Linked DNA regions of Mus musculus: region 1 is linked to region 2. Evidence: chromatin contacts called from ENCODE Hi-C or POLR2A ChIA-PET data. All regions are on one chromosome and are shown on one strand. The core of a region is the stretch at or near the end of the contact, and the rest is flanking DNA. Distances in the headings are between cores, read along the strand shown.

What was found. A loop is a pair of places that touch in the nucleus more often than their neighbours do. ChIA-PET counts read pairs that join two places held with the same protein, here RNA polymerase II (POLR2A).
Region 1: a loop to region 2 is called in a map of T-helper 2 cell, with 2.9 times the contacts of the local background. The contact joins the promoter of 0610039H22Rik here to the promoter of Srsf1 in region 2. A Hi-C loop is called at or near these places in 1 of 37 maps with a recorded cell type or tissue (T-helper 2 cell). POLR2A ChIA-PET finds 5 or more read pairs at or near these places in 1 of 5 experiments (embryonic stem cell).

The regions. Positions count from the first base shown.
Region 1 is chr11:88,617,920-88,620,957 of GRCm38, reverse strand. It overlaps 0610039H22Rik (RIKEN cDNA 0610039H22 gene), which reads right to left and starts at 1,707. Exons shown (of 3, transcript NR_131025.1): 1 at 1,188-1,707. All of the region lies in intron 5 of Msi2 (musashi RNA-binding protein 2), which reads left to right.
Region 2 is chr11:88,045,920-88,048,866 of GRCm38, reverse strand. Srsf1 (serine and arginine-rich splicing factor 1) reads right to left here and starts at 1,494. Exons shown (of 4, transcript NM_173374.4): 1 at 835-1,494; 2 at 193-377. The coding sequence starts at 1,028.

The DNA of each region.
Region 1 (3,038 bases), core at 458-2,957, 570 kb before region 2:
ACTTGTGACCCTCCTGCCTTAGCCTCTGGAAGGATGAGATTAAGGGAGTATGTTAGTGTATCCTGGTAGGGCCAAGTTTAAAACAGAAGGTTTTCTTTGTACCATGGAACCTTGGCTTGGTCTTTGCTCCATATCATGCTGTCTCAGAGCAAGAATACGGAGGTGATGGGGAGCAAGGATTAGATCATATCTATTTGTTTACTTGCTGCCAAAGAGGAACTGTGAGGATGCTGTGGCAGAACCTGGCCTAATTGCCTGTTGTTTCTTTTTTGCCATGGTGTGGGTGGCTTTTGAAATTCCCTGTAGTTTATGGAGGCGAGCCTGTGCCTTGCGGATGCCAGATGATGTAGCCGAATGGCTGTCGGCTGTTTATTTGCTAGTCTGTCGTTCTCAACACAGCATTCTTGAGTTCGGGAGGCCCTACACTGTTTGATGTCCCCTCCTCCTCCACCTCTAAATATAACCAGCCAGTCAATCAGTCTTGGCAGCCGTCGGGGCTAGGGCTGTCAGACGGAGTTTGCCTTGGATCCTCTGAACTATTGGCTTGTTTTCCCAGCTTGCAAGTGTATTCAAATAGTGAGATTGGAATTAGCCTTGCAAACATGCCGGCAGGTGGGGCCTCCAGGTTGAGAAGGAGGCAGCGTTTGTGGTGTCAAATGACATTTCTCTCTCCTCCACTCTCTGAAGTGGAGCAGGGGCTGAGTTGAGCGAGGGAGTGGTGGCTTTCACGCTTAGTGAGCAAGATGCGTGGGTGTGTTTTCCTGAATTGTGATTAAATTTTTTTTTCTTTTAAATTTTAAGTTGTTGCAAGAGAGAAAATGAGAAACCGGCAGGTGGTGGGGATTACTCGAAGGCTGTGTTGGATGGAGGAGGAGTACAGATGTAGTTTGGGGAGGGGTGTTTTCCCAGGGTATTTCAAGTGGACTCTGAGGCTCCCATCCTGGCCAGGGTTCTAGGTCTTCAGAAAGGACACAGCTTCCTGAACGGGAACAGCCCTTCCTGCTGCTGCCCTGAGGCTATTCCTGTAGGCTAGGAACAGTGTGGCTCCCAGTCCCCCCCCCCCCCCCCGAGGCTTGTTAAAGGGACCTGTGGGTAGCTGCCCGAAGATGCTAAATCCCAACCTGAAAGGCACCAGGGAGAAGCCTTGCACACACATTGCCATCCCTCTCACGCCCAGTTGCTTTTACCTGGAGCTTCATTGAAGGATGCAGTTGCGGTTGTCTGTGGCATGGCCTGGGCACATGGGTCCCTGCACTTCCGCCAACTGTGTGGTACCCTGTAGGCCTGGGCAGCTCTGTGATTGGTGCCAGCAGCAGATGCAATCATCCAATGATGGGCATCCACACTGGGTTCTGTAGGGTTCCGGGTCTTTAGCTGAGTTTAGAGAGGAAGAAGTTAAAGCAGCTCACCCAGGTCCTAGGGGCTCCTGCAGCCCAGAGTTGTCCTATACATGAATCTTCCAGAGGAGTTGCTTTGTGGTCCAGGACCCCTGGTTATCCATGACACCCTTGCATGGGATCTGTAAAGATAATTTTTTTTTCCATAAGAATTCTAAGATCGGTCTTTCATGGATATACAGTGGAATTTTCCAAAGGAAATCTCTACCAAGGATTTCCATCTTGGGCTGCCTCCTGGTCATTTGGTGACATAGTGCTGAATGCTGAGAAAACTTGTCCTAGGTAGGACCTGCTTCGATCCCCTGGTGGACTGTTGGTGTTGGTGCTGGTGTCTTGGGTTAATTTTTTGTGATCGTCGAGGGAGGACACCCCAGAACGTCAACGGGCATCAGTCACCAGCCTTGTTGTTAACTGTGCTTCCTCCTCTGTCACGGGGAGGAGTGTGGGTTCTGAGCAGCTGTGTGCTACAGAGCACTGTAACCCTGAGAGAGGTGGTGACCTCTCTGATCCCCTGCAACCCCTACAAATAGAGCAGGCAAGAAACTGCTGAACAGACAGACATGTGGGCCTCTGCCAGAGAGAGGGGCCCTCCCATTACTGAGTAATTTGTTTTGGGTTAGTCCCCCGAGAGATGGGGGGGGGGCAGGGGCGTGTAGCACCTTCTCAGTTGCTTCTGGCTTTGCAAAGGGACATGATGCAATGCTCACACAAGATGTCAATTAGCTCTGAACTGGGAAGGAAGGGATGAGAGGGCCCAGCCTGTGCCTGGGTAGGGTGCCATTCTGTGAGTTCCTTCATTTCATGTGCTCCTGCGAGCAGAATCTGATACCAAGGATAACAGATGAACAAAAGGGGGGGTACCTTCATTTGTGTCAGGCTGGGCAGGCTTCCTTTCTGGTCTCAATACTGTATCTACAGTGTCCCTAGAGAATGATGGGACTGTGATCTGGAGGGGTTCAGAGGAGAAAGGAGCCAGGGTAACCCTCACCCTCCCTTAACAAGAATAGAAGACAGTAAAGGGCCCCAGAAATAAATAATTGTTAACCAGACTGATTAATCAATAGACTAATTAAAAATCAAACACCTAAGAACACCACGGTCTGGGTTAATTATAAACCAACATTGAGGCGTTAAAACTTGTCCAGCCCATGGCTTTGAATTATTAACTGAATGAGTTAATTTCAAGCCGTCAGCTTAGGTAGCTGTGAGATCCAGGGTTAGAAGGAGGGGAGTTAGTGTGCCCTTTCCTTCGAGGGCCCGCTTTGGCGCCACGATCTTTATCAGTGTTGCTGTTTGCATTTTAAATCAAAATATCCTAAATGTTAGGCAGAGCCTCACACGCTTCAGTAAACTGTGCCGAAGGAGCAGAGCGAGCCAGCAAGAGTTGGCCTACGCTTTTCTTTCCTGTTGAAAGAACGACCGGTCTTAGTATCCCAGCATTCCAGTGGGAGAAAGGGCTCTGATGAATGCTTTCGGTTTGCAGTGATGACCACCCCCCCCCCCCCGCCCCCAATCCTGGCCCCAGCTCTGGCCCTGGCCCCGGCCCCTGTCTTGGTTGCTCTTTAGTGTGTTGGTTGCTCTTTAGTGTATTTTTTTTTCCTCTTTCTGAGATCAAGGTCTAGGCGTGGGTTCTCAGAAGTC
Region 2 (2,947 bases), core at 245-2,744:
TAGGCTAGTACTGCAACCTAATTTGGGTAAATCACCACCACAGTAATCTTTATTTACTAAATTCATCCCAAAGACCGAAGTAGTCCAAGACCCCGTGTGTAAAACAAAACAAAAACAACAATAACAAAAACCTTGCAGTACTCAAAGCAGTCATGCGGGAAAAAGATTTTAACCCGCACGAAGTCAACTCACCAGAGACAACCACTCTGTTCTCGGACCGCCTGGACGGCGGGCCATAGCGGCCTCTCGGGGCGCCGCCGCCTCCACCCCCGCCGCCGCCTCGGCCGGTCCCGCGGCCGCTTCGGGGAAACTCTACCCGCAGCCGGTAGCCGTCGTAGTCGTAGCCGTCGCGACCGTACACCGCATCTTCCGCGTCTCTGCGTGTGATCACAGAAAGCGAAAGGGGGGGGTGATGAGGGGAGGGAGCCGCCGGACCCAGCTCGTTCGCCCGCTCCGGGGGTGAAAAGCCGCGGCCACAGCGCACATGCGCACCCACGGGGCCACACGGAGCCCCACATGCGCCGCATAATAGGGCCGGCCCTTCCCCCACCCAGCACCACGCCGGGCAGAGGCTCCCGACCACCTCGCCGGCCCTCAGCGCCTCGGTTTCCCGCTCCGGGGGCTGCGCATGGGCTCGGGGGGTAGGGGGGACGTCCGAGGCGGCCGGCCACCGGAGACAACGCGCCGCCTCTCGGCTCTCCTGACTCGACTCCTGCAGGGGCGATAGCGCCTCGGAGCCCCTCCTCTCCCCCCATTATGTTCCAAGGCCTCCGAGCCTTCCCCAACTCCTCCACGCTATCTCCTCAAGGCCGCGCACGCCCCACGCTGCCTCACCGCGGGTCCTCGAACTCAACGAAGGCGAAGGGCGGTCCCCCGCGGCGGTTCTTCAGGTCGATGTCGCGGATGGCGCCGTATTTGTAAAACACGTCCTCGATGTCCTTGGTTCGGATATCCGGAGGTAGGTTACCCACGTAGATGCGGCAGTCGTTGTTCCCCGCCGGGCCACGGATCACACCACCTCCCGACATGGCGGCGGCGGCGACGACGAAAAGCGCGGACTCGGGGGGGGGGAAGGAAAAAAAAAAAAAGAGGCCTTCCTACCAAGCCTAGCGTACGGCAGAGCGAGCCCTCAGCGGCACCACGTCTCCCGCGGCCGCTCCAAAATGGCGCCTTTATCAGCTCGGCGCACTGATACCGGGGGGGAGGGGGAGGAAGAGAAGCCGGAGGAAGCGGCTCGTCCCTCCCAGTGCGCAGGCGCACGCCTCTAACGGGTGCTGAGAAGCACGCTCGCGCACGCGCGACGTCACCCTCCGCACGGAGGGGAAAAAGTCCCTCGCGTCCTGGCGGGTTGACTGGCTGCTGGAACGTCCAGGCGTTTAGTAAAAATCACATGCTCTGGTTAAAGCGGTTATTATTAATCCCCACTGAGTCCAGAATCGTCGGCCACCTCGGGGGTAGACCCTCTCTGAAAGCAGCTCGGCGCTCTAAAAAGATTGGGTGAAACCTATCTTGCAAGCGTGTCCCACCATGCTCCGCGGTGGTAACGGCCTTTGGCGGGAAAGGCGCCGCGGGGCGGAGATAGATGACGCTGAGCTGTTGCTCCGGAAACCTGGGCATCTTCTGCACTTCGGTGCCGCCGGCGGGAGTTGCAGGTGATTTCATTTAAAAGCCGAAGCGGAGCAGTGTGGCTTCTGCCTCTGGGAACCTGCGGTGGGCTGCATCTTAGTTAAAGTGTCTAGACGGATCCTCCATATCTATCTAAATGAAAACTGTGCCTTGAGTTTTCCTCTTCCTCCTTTCTAAGGATGAAAAAGGAAGAGTGATAAAACAGTTTAACTGCAGAGCCGAGATCCCGGTTCTGTGCTGGTCTAGGGAGATTATTTATTTATTTGTTTATTTTGCCAAGATTATCTGCAAAAGGATTCTTGCATTGGATACCACAATTTTGCTTCTTTGTTTTGTAATAACGGGAATAGAAGAGCCTTACGTGTGAAATCATACGGCCTTGTAGTGTTGTTAATGAACTCGAATTATAATAAAAGCAAACCAATCTGGACTTAAGCTTGTGTGCCTGAAATCCTATCACTCCGGAAGCTGAGGCAAGGAGGGTCCAGCCTACCCTGTTATACACAGTTCTAGTAAAGGTTATCCCGGAGCCAGGCAGTGGTGGCGCATGCCTTTAATCCCAGCGCTCGGGAGGCAGAGGCAGGCGGATTTCAGAGTTCGAGGCCAGCCTGGTCTACTGAGTGAGTTCCAGGACAGCCAGGGCTATACAGAGAAGCCCTGTCTCGAAAAACCAAAGGGGAGGCGGGGGGAAAGGTTAGCCCGGGACATTCAGGGAAACCCTTTCTATTAAAAATATTGAAAAACAAAACGTTTTCTTGGTGTTGTTTTTGTTTTGGGGTTGTTTTGTTTGAGACACGATTTCTCTGTGTACCCCTGGCTGTCCTGGAGTTCCTGCCTTCTGAGTGCTGGGATCAAAGTCACTACCTCCCAGCTAAAACCAGAGCCTTTCATGATTGGATAGAGACAGCCAGGCGTAGTGGTAAATGCCTCTTGAAGTTTTTGGGAAGCGGAATTTCAGGGTTCAAGGCCAGCCAGAGCTGTGTCGACCCTATCACTAATAAATATGCTAAGTCGGATCCCCACAGGTTCTAAGGGTGATTCTTTATACTGTAATTTTTAGTTTTTAATTTTTATGTTATGCATATTGTGTCTTGGGGTGGTGGGTCATGCCATGGCCCATGTGTGAAAGTCAGAAAATAAGGTGCAGTTCACCACTCATGCCATGTGAGCCCCCGAGATGAAACGTCAGGCTTGGGAGGAGCACCTTAACCAGATGAGTCACTGAGTCATTGCTGCCCCTGGATGTTATCATTTATTTACAACAGTCCAAGGATGTGGGGCTGCTTAAAATGAAACCATTAAATATTAAGACTGGCTGGAG